Linked DNA regions of Homo sapiens: region 1 is linked to region 2. Evidence: read pairs that join two places in POLR2A ChIA-PET (ENCODE). Cell type or tissue: CD4-positive, alpha-beta T cell. All regions are shown on one strand. Region 1 overlaps SNX29 (sorting nexin 29). Region 2 overlaps SNX29 (sorting nexin 29).

Evidence for each region. ChIA-PET counts read pairs that join two places held together with the same protein. Peaks named below come from ENCODE experiments on the same cell type or tissue, not always from the same donor. Only the 100,000 strongest peaks of a DNase experiment are listed, where the experiment ranks them.
Region 1: POLR2A ChIA-PET joins it to region 2 with 6 read pairs; 5 of 35 experiments call an interaction of 5 or more read pairs at or near these places.

Annotation. Positions count from the first base shown.
Region 1 is chr16:12,006,674-12,011,673 of GRCh38, reverse strand. The region is part of intron 3 of SNX29 (sorting nexin 29); the gene reads right to left. Among named protein-coding and RNA genes, the nearest start is that of SNX29, 32 kb to the right of the region's middle. In CD4-positive, alpha-beta T cell, no CTCF peak of the experiment used is centred here; no DNase peak of the experiment used is centred here; H3K27ac peaks cover 321 bases.
Region 2 is chr16:12,077,728-12,082,727 of GRCh38, reverse strand. SNX29 (sorting nexin 29) reads right to left here. Exons shown (of 21, transcript NM_032167.5): 11 at 3,813-3,895. It also overlaps the pseudogene RPS23P6. Among named protein-coding and RNA genes, the nearest start is that of SNX29, 100 kb to the right of the region's middle. In CD4-positive, alpha-beta T cell, a CTCF peak has its summit at 2,578; DNase peaks (open chromatin) are centred at 2,397, 3,079 and 3,597; H3K4me3 peaks cover 2,541 bases; H3K27ac peaks cover 3,732 bases.

The sequences.
Region 1 (5,000 bases), 71 kb after region 2:
TAACATAATGTTTATTATGGCCTAGGCAGTATTTCTCAACAACTATCAATATAAGTAAGACAAATATTAATTTAAATTTAGATATAAAAATAGGTTCAGGGCCAGGCATAGTGACTCACGCCTATAATCCCAGCACTTTGGGAGGCCAAGAAGGGTGGATCACCTGAGGTTAGGAGTTTGAGAACAGCCTGGCCAACATGGTTAAACCCCGTCTCTACTAAAAACACAAAAATTAGCTGGGTGTGGTGACACACCCCTAAAATCCCAGCTACTCGGAGGCTGAGGCACAAGAATCGCTAGAACCTGGGAGGCAGAGGTTGCAGTGAGCCAAGATCACGCCACTGCACTCCAGCCTGGGCGACAGAGTGCGATCCTGTCTCAAAAAAAAAAAAATCAGATATAAAAATGGGCTTAGATTTGTTAAACGTCCTGGAGGTTCCCCATTGCTAGAAATAATCTTTTTTCAAAAAAAAAAAAAAAAAAACCCCAAGCAATTCATTTAATCAAGCAGTAAAATAAAAGAGTATGCAATATGGACTGTCTACTACAGAGCCTCAAAGTGGAAATAAAGTACTTGGGGTAAGGGAGGGGGAGAGTCCAATTAATGAACCCCAGGATTTTTGGTCAGGATGACAAGAATCGTAACATCCAGTCAACACCTCAAACTAGTTAGAGGCTGGTAAGAAACTTGTGATGCAGGGAACATAAAAATCACATGACAAACATTCAGAGATATTTAAAAGAGAAAAAAAAGCCTGAAAAAGCCATTCCGTTTCGTAAGTCCTCTGGGGGATACACGTGACAGTTTTCAACTGCATTAAGAATAACATCAGGAACAACAAAGGGCAGCTGGTTTTGGTTTTTAGCTTCCTGAAAAGTCCAAAACTGATTCTAATTCCTCAAAAGGTTAAAAAAAAAAAAATCACCAAAACAAATCATTCTTTTCTGCATGCTTTGAAAGGAGAAGAAATGCTCTCCTATGATTTCTTCTGACAGTCACCTGAAAGTTCATTAAAAAGAGCAATTTCTTGTTTGTTTGTTTGTTTGTTTTGAGACGAGGTCTCACATCGCCCAGGCTAGAGTGCAATGGCGGGTTGATGACTCACTGCAGCCTCGACCTCCTAGGCTCAAGTGATCCTCCCGCTTCAGCCTCTTGAGTAGCTGAGACCACAGGCCTGCACCACCGCACCTGGCTAGCTAATTTTTGGTTTTTTTGTAGACATGGGGTTTCGCCATGTTGGCCAGGCTGGTCTCGAACTCCTGGGATCAAGTGATCCTCCCACCTTGGCCTCTCAAAGGGCTTGAGATTACAAGTGCGGGCCACTGCACCTGGCCATAATTAACAACTTCTAAATGCAGATGAATACCTGAAGCCAACTCACTGCCACCCATATGGCAAAGAGATCCAGTGTGTGAGTGTGTGGTAAATGTCTACCAAGTGTCAAAACACCTTACATATCCTTATAATGAAAATCACAACAGCTAACAATTACTGGAAACTTACTACCTGCCAGGCAATGTTTTAAGGGTTGCACATGAACTGACTCATAACAACCCTCTGAAGTGAATACCATTATACTACCCATTTCAGAGTTGAGGATATTGAGGTGCAAGAAAGAAACTTGCCCAAAATCGCAACACAACCCAGAACTGGCAAACCCAGGATTCAAATGCCAAGCTCCAAAGCCCATGCTGATTCCACTGCCCCCGTTAGCATTCCTGTTCATAATTTGAAGGGAAAACTTCCAGATCACGTCCTCTGATTCCGTATGGGACAAAGACGCCTTGGCGGAACAATCACGTTTCTAGTCTTTGAGGTAACTTCTAGGGCCTACAAAGCTCCTGGGCCATTATTTCTAGAGGGCAAAATATTCCAAAGATATCTTAAAGCTTCTTCACAGGCCAGTCTGACTGAAAGAACATGGAATAATTTCAATGAACCATAAGAACGAGTCTTTGTTCCTAGAGAAAAACAGAGCTAGAAAACACCACCAACAAAGAGAAGCGCGCATTTCAGAGCCCAGCGGCTGCCACCACTTCCTCCTGGGGAGGCTTCTCAGGACTCCATCTGAAGGAAAAAACAAGTCTCGCCTGCATTTCCCCTAATGTCAATACTGTTTTATGTTCCATGTGAAGATGGCAGCATCTCACGGTGTCCGTCTCTCACAAGATCAAATATACATATATATATATACACACACACACACACACACATATATACACACACACATATAAAAATATATATATACATGTATACATATATATATCTCTCACACACATACCCACACACACATACAAAAACATGCTCACACACATCCACCTTGGATTTTGTATTTTGGCAAAATACGGTGCACCATTTAGGCTCCCAAATCCAGCAATGGTCTGCTCTGTCCTGCTAGCACTGTCTCTACTCGAAACATTACTCATCCACCAACACCTTGGCAGCTTTTTTTCGGTGTAAGGATATGTACTATTATTTACTTATTTGTCTTGAATTTGACTCACTTTGTTCAGTTACATACACCTGTTTAAAAATTATTTTAAAATTTAAAAAATGGAAAGCTCCATCACAGTTGTAAATGGTAAACTAGCATCATATGACATAAAAACAGTAGCCTTAAAACTAAACATAGGCCGGGCGCAGTGGCTCATGCCTGTAATCCCACCAGTTTGGGAGGCTGAGGCAGGTGGATCACTTGAGGTCAGGTGTTTAAGACCAGCCTGACCAACATAGTGAAACCCCGTCTCTACTAAAAATACAAAAATTACCCAGGCCTGGAGGCGCGCACCTATAGTCCCAGCTACTAGGGAGGCTGAGTCAAGAGAATCGCTTGAACCCGGGAGGTGGAGGTTGCAGTGAACTGAGATTGCGCCACTGTACTCCAGCCTGTGCGACAGAGCAAGGCTCCATCTCAAGTTAAAAAAGAAAAAAAAAAAAAAAACTAAATACAATTAATGTAATAAATTTTGACTCTCTGCCATGGCCAGAGGACGGCTCTGAGCCTGATATCTGCACACTCTTTTAAAAAAGAGAGGCATACGAAAAACATATTGTTTTTAACTATTTTGAACAAGCTGTCATTTTTGTAAGTCAAAAATGATCCAGGCCGGGTGCGGTGGCTCATGCCTGTAATCCCAGCACTTTGGGAGGCCGAGGCGGGAGGATCACCTGAGGTCGGGAGTTCAGGTCCAGCCTGACCAACATGGAGAAATACTGTCTCTACTAAAAATACAAAATTAGCCAGGCATGGTGGTACACACCTGTAATCCCAGCTACCTGGAAGGCCGAGGCAAGAGAATCGCTTGAACCCAGGAGGCAGAGGTTGCGGTGAGCCAAGATCGCGCCATTGCAGTCCAGCCTGGGCAACAAGAGCGAAACTCCATCTCAAAAAAAGAAAAAAAAATTTCCTTGAAAAAGTAGCGAAAAGCAGGCCAGGCGCAGTGGCTCACGCCTGTAATCCCAGCACTTTGGGAGGCCGAGGCGGGCGGATCACAAGGTCAGGAGATCAAAACTATCCTGGCTAACACGGTGAAACCCCATCTCTACTAAAAATACAAACAAATTAGCTGGGCATGGTGGCGGGCGTCTGTAGTCCCAGCTACATGGGAGGCTGAGGCAGGAGAACAGCGTGAACCTGGGAGGCAGAGCTTGCAGGGAGCCGAGATAGCGCCACTGCACTCCGGCCTGGGTGACAGAGCGAGACTCCATCTCAAAAAAAGAAAGAAAAAGTAGTGAAAAGCTTTAAAAACAAAAGGAGAAAAAGGGCAGATGGCTGGATCAGAGAGCAGGGCATGTGAGGCCTCCAGGCTGTGTTAAGGACGTGGGTCTTTCTCCCAAGAGCAAAGACAAGGCAGCTGGGAGGTTTCAAGGGAGCATGAGGTGAGGGAATCTGCATTCTGCATTCAATGTGGTGGAAGCAGGACAAGAACGAATGGGAAGAGCCTAAGGCTGCAGCGGCCATGCTGTGAGATGCTGGTGATGGGGACCGCGGGCCAGGAGAGGAGTTGGAGGGAAGTGAGTGGATTTGAGCTCAACTCCAGGGCCGGGCCAGCTATCAGCGGTGAGGAAGGGAGGCAACTCATCTATCTTGTCAGTCCTAAGTTATTTTTAAATGTTCGCTGACTTTCCCTCTTGAGATTCAACTTTCTTCTTCTTTTTAATTATTTTTTTGAGAGAGTCTTACTCTCTCACTCAGGCTGCATTGCAACGGTGTGATCTCGGCTTACTGCAACCTCTGCCTCCTGGGTTCAAGCGATTCTCCTGTCTCAGCCTCCCGAGTAGCTGGGATTACAGGTGGGCACCACCACGCCTGGCTAATTTTTGTATTTTTAGTAGAGACGGGGTTTTGCCATGTTGGCCAGGCTGGTCTTGAACTCCTGACCTCAAGTGATTCGCCTGCCTCAGCCTCCCAAAAGGCTGGGATTATAGGCGTGAGCCACTGCATCCAGCCGAGATTCAACTTTCTCACAGAATAGGGACAATGATGTGGCCTTTCCAACATGAAGGTGGTGCCACCTTTACCCAAATACATTTCAAAGGTAAGACCAGGTCTCTGATATTAAGAAGGAATCCCACTGAGGTAGAGGAGAATAATTTTTTTTTTTAAACTCAGCCTCAAAAACCATTTAGTCACTAAATAGCACACAAGGGAGAAAGAACAAGTCATGGAACTCTAGCCGTTCCAAAACGTCTAACGTAGGCTATGGCATTTTGCCTCTCTGAATCTGTTTTCTCATCAGTAAAAAAGGGATAACCCAGGCACAGTGTGGCTCATACCTGTAATACCAACACTTTGGGTGGCCAAGGTGGGAGGATCACTTGAGTCCACAAGTTTGAGACCAGCCTGGGCAACATAGTGAGACCCCATCTCTACAAAAAATACAAAAATTAGCCAGGTATGGTGGCTTGCATCTGTAGTCTTAGCTACTCAGGAGGCTGAGATGGGAAGATCTTGAGCCTGGGAGGTTGAGGCTGATGTGAACCATGATCACACCACTGT
Region 2 (5,000 bases):
ACCCACACACAATCCTAACCACAGACCACGTTTCTACCAAGTATCAAGGCTCAAATGCAGACATGGTGACATTTTTTTCTTCAGAGATTCAAGGTATAAGCTCTGGATATGTCCCAAACTTGCTCAAAATGCCAAATAATAAAATGATATAGTTTCTAAAAAATTGTCTGAGTCAAAACAAGAAAAACAATCTACGCCTCTGTCACTGGCCTAACTCGAGCATGTTTAAGGGCATGTATGTCATCACTGAAAATGCACAGGCAAGGCCAGTGACTTCCTCAAAGACAGAAAGCGGCTGAGGAAGGCCCAGACACCATGCTCTATGTGGACCTGAGACGCAGCTGACAAAGCAAACCGTGTTTATCTGAGATGCTGGGACCTCAGCCCCGGCCGCAGGAACTCTTGGGAAACAGAATGTCAGACACCTGCCAGGGCACACAGGGATGCCTGCAGCCCTACTTACGGTGCCTACAAAGGCTCGCAGGCATGATCTCGGGGCTGCTGTCCTTTAAAAAAAAAAAATGCCCATAAATCAAAACGCAGTGTTCTTTACAGTAGCTGTGCCTCACAGCCAGAGTCAAGTCTTGTCCATCTACACCACGGTGCCACCCACACAGAGACAGAATCATAGGTGCTGGGAAGCGATGTGGCGTTAGATCCCAGCAAGTCACAGGAGTGGCTTCTTTTCTCATCCTCAGTCCTCTCCATTACCATCAGTTCAGTAACAGGATAGCCTCAACACCTAATGTGACTCGCTGACACATCTCTTTGCCTTTGGCTTATAAAAATATATTTCTACTGTGTTTTCACCATCAAAATGTATTATCTTGGTCTTTCCTTCTTGCCTTTGCATAGGACCAAGGGAGAGCTACACTGACTACTCTGAGAACCTTAACTCGGACCCCAGGGATGTCACCAACAGCATGATCTTTGTGACCAAATCCAGCAATCAGAACTTCACCAAGGTTTTATCCCTAAATTTTTTTCCCCGAAATTTTTATTTTAGCTTTTTTTTTCTTTTCTTTTCTTTTCTTTTTTTTTTTTTTTTTTTTTGAGACAAAGAGTCTCGCTCTGGCACCCAGGCTGGAGTGCAGTGTCGCCATCTCGGCTCACTGCAACCTCCACCTCCCGGGGTTTAAGCAATTCTCTTGCCTCAGCCTCCCGAGTAGCTGGGATTACAGACATCTGCCACCACGCCTGGCTACAGAACTTCATTGTTGTCCTCAACTGAAGTCAAGCAGTCATCACTGAGTACAGAAGCTGTGATTTCTTGGTCAGTGGGGCCATAAAGAGCATCCTGATGGCAGGATGTGGCTGTTTGGTTTCAATCCCTACTTTTCCGGCACAATTCCCTTTTGGAGAAGCACTTCCAAAAGGGCTAGGTGCGGGGACTGCACCCAAATGGGCTTTCCTGCACTGCTGATCACCCCACTTCTGGTCTTGCTGGTGGTTACAGAGCTTCCCAGCAGTATGAAGACTGAGATACTTGCCACAGGCCGGGGCCAAAAAGAAGCAGCACTCATCTCTCTTTTGAACAACAAGAGTGGGTATCAATCGGAACCCAGGGCAGGCAACCACGCCAGGCACACTTAGTAATAGTTTCCTTCCACTGTCTTCATTTTACAGCGACCTGCTGGTTTCGTTAACTCATAGTGACTCTCCATTTACAGTAGTGAGATAAAGCTTCCTTTTTCAAAAAATAAAGGAATTCAATTTGTTTAAGTGCATCATTAAAAGTAAACTACAGTCTGGGCACGGTGGCTCACACCTGTAATCCCAGCACTTTGGGAGGCTGAGACCGGCAGATCATGAGGTCAGGAGTTCAAGACCAGCCCGGCCAACATGGCGAAACCCCATCTCTACTAAAAATACAAAAATTAGCCGGGCGTGGGCCTGTAATCCCAGCTACTTGGGAGGCTGACGCAGGAGAATCGCTTGAACCCAGGAGGTGGAGGTTGCAGTAAGCTGAGATCGTGCCATTGCACTCCAGCCTGGGAGACAAGAGCAAGACTCTGTCTCAAAAAAAAAAAAAAAAGTAAACTGTAGTAGGCCGGGCACGGTGGCTCATGCCTGTCATCCCAGCGCTTTGGAAGGCTGAGGCGGGTGGATCGCTTGATCCTAGGAGTTCAAGACCAGCCTGGACAGCATGGTGAGACCTCAACTCTACAAAAAAATAAATAAATAAAAATGAATAATAAAGTAAACTATAGGGTAAGTAACAGTACTGTGGTAAACAAAAGATTGACAGGTGAAAAGCAGCCAGCTACATACTCACCCACCCTGTGTCCCATGGACTGAGTGATCTATTAACACCTGCTCAGCGGAGTTCAGGGCTGAGCAGCGCCACAGTAAACCACACATGCTCACATACAAAAAGTGCGGCCAGCCGTTCCCACGCAGCAGCCTTACGGTGTCTGCTCACTTCCTGCTTCACCCTTGAATCAAAGAATGCTGGGTGCCTCCCAAACTCTTTCTTCCTTCCTTAGCAACAAAAACTAATTTCCTTTTTATCAAGAACAATTGCCCCCTCTGCAGCCAAGGGGGACCATGACATGAATGCTGGCCCAAGACACGAGTGGTATACTGTAAGCACCTTCTAGTGAAGGTCGGGGGAGCTTCAACGTTTTTGTACCAAGAGCCCATTTTGTAATCTAGGAATAACCATGGGCTCCTATTCAGGAAAATGTATTAAAATATATAAAACATACCATATCACAAAGGAAACCAATTACATCAAAATAGAATGATCATGATTGAAGAAAATACTATATTTCACCCAGAGCTAAATGAAAAACATTGTAATTTTTTTCCCTATCCAAGCTCAGGCCCCTGAATCCTATATGTAGAAATAGACGAAGTCTCTCTGCTCTCTCCTCCTTCCTGCCGCCTGGAATGAGAATGAAATGGCTGGAGCTAAAATGGCTATTTTGGTCTACAAGGCAAGACAGGAGGAGTCCCGGTCTCTGATGGCCGTGGAGCCACATACCAGCCCCAGCCCATCTACCTCTGGATAGAGAGAAATTTCCATCACATCTCCTTAACCACCGGAACTTCAAGAAGAGTAGGTCTGAATGGCTTTGTGTACAAAAAATAAACCAACTGTTGGTTTACATAGTGTCTGCTCACTTCCTGCTTCACCCTTGAATCAGAAAATGCTAGGTGCCTCCCAAACGCCTTCTTCCTTCCTTAGCAACAAAAGCTAATTTTTTTTTTTAATTGGGAACAAGTGCCCCCTCTGCCTCCAGGGGAGGCCATGGGACAAATGCTGGCTCAAGCCACCAGTGAGATACCAGGAGCACCCGTCAGTTTACATAACAGTTGGTTTATTCTTTGTTATACAAAGCCATTCAAACCTAGTCTTCCTTGCTATATCTCTAATACTTTTTCTAGGTAGTAAAGTTGGAAACAGTTGAAGCCTGATCATTAGCAAAGTTTAATCATCTTGGAGAGACATATTCTTCTTCACTTACAAAAATGAGTCCTTCAGAGTTACAAAGGAAATCCAACTAGAATAGGTCCTCTGTAGCTAACTGCATTATGGGAGGCAAACCCCAAAACCTGGAACCACAGAAGTCTACGGCAAGGCTGCTCCATCCTGAGGCACGCCCTTTAGCGCGCACACGCCCAAGCGCCACGCATTAACCACGGTTCTGGATATCCACAAGCACGTACCACACCTCCAGTCTACAACCAGGGACGTACACACCTGACGTGAACCCACAGTCACAGGGTTAGAAGCACAAAGGCACCGCCATGAGACGTGGGCCAGAAGTCATCCCAGAGCTGGTGGAGGGGGCTGCGAAAGTACTTACTAATTGTCATGGACTCTGGCACTGAGGCAGAAGGTAACAGGCTGCTCAGAGGACTTCCGTGGCCTGGAGAGCTGGCTTCCACACTAGGAAAAAGCAGGCAGGAGGAAGTTACACTCGGCCACTGAAAGTACACACCCTCACCATTCCAAAAACTAGCAGAGGTCGGTTTACTCCGGTACCTCTACTAGAAGGGATAGAGGCAGTCATTGGAAATTAGTCAGGCCTCGTTATCTGCAGATTCCGTATTTGGAAATTCATCTACGCACTAAAATTTATTTGTAACCCCAAAGTCAATACTTGAGGTGCTTTCACAATCATTCATGAACACGTGCAGAGGCCAATAATTTCACTCCCTAATGTGCATAATCTCAGCTGAAGTCGAACAGCTGGGACCTCAGATCTCACACCGTAAACAAGCATCCTCTTTGCTGTCTATTTACTGCCATGTTTTTAGCATTTTTTTTTCCACTTTTCTTTCTTTTGCGTGATCTCGGCTCACTGTAACCTCCACCTCCTGGGTTCAAGCGATTCTTGTGCCTCAGCCTCCCAAGTAGCTGGGATTACAGGCCCGCACCACCACACCCGACTAATTCTTGTATTTTTACTAGAAATGGGGTTTCGCCAAGTTGGCCAGACTGGTCTCAAAGTCCTGACCTCAAGTGATCCACCTGCCTCAGCCTCCCAAAGTGCTGGGATTACAGGCATGACCCACCACACCCGGCCTTTTTTTCCACTTGATTTTATTGTTTAAAATGTCCCCAAGCACAGTGCTGAAGTGGTACTGCCGACAGTTCCTAAGCACAGGAAGGCTGTGATGTGCCGTATGGAGATAATTTGTGAGTTAGAGATGCTTCATTCAGGCATGGCTTACAGTGCTGCTGGCTGTGAATTCAATGTTAATGAATCAACTGCATACATTAAACAAGGTGTCTTTAAACAGGAACAGACATAAAACCAGGTTATGTGTTGATCAGTTGATAAAAATGCTGTGACCAGGCCAGGTGTGGTGGCTCATGCCTGTAATCGCAATACTTTGGGAGGCCGAGGCGGGTGGATCACATGAGGTCAGGAGTTCGAGACCAGCCTGGCGAACATGGCAAAACCCCTTCTCTACTAAAAATACAAAAATTATCTGGGTGTGGTAGCACATGCCTGTAATCCCAGCTACTTGGGAGGCTGAGGCAGGAG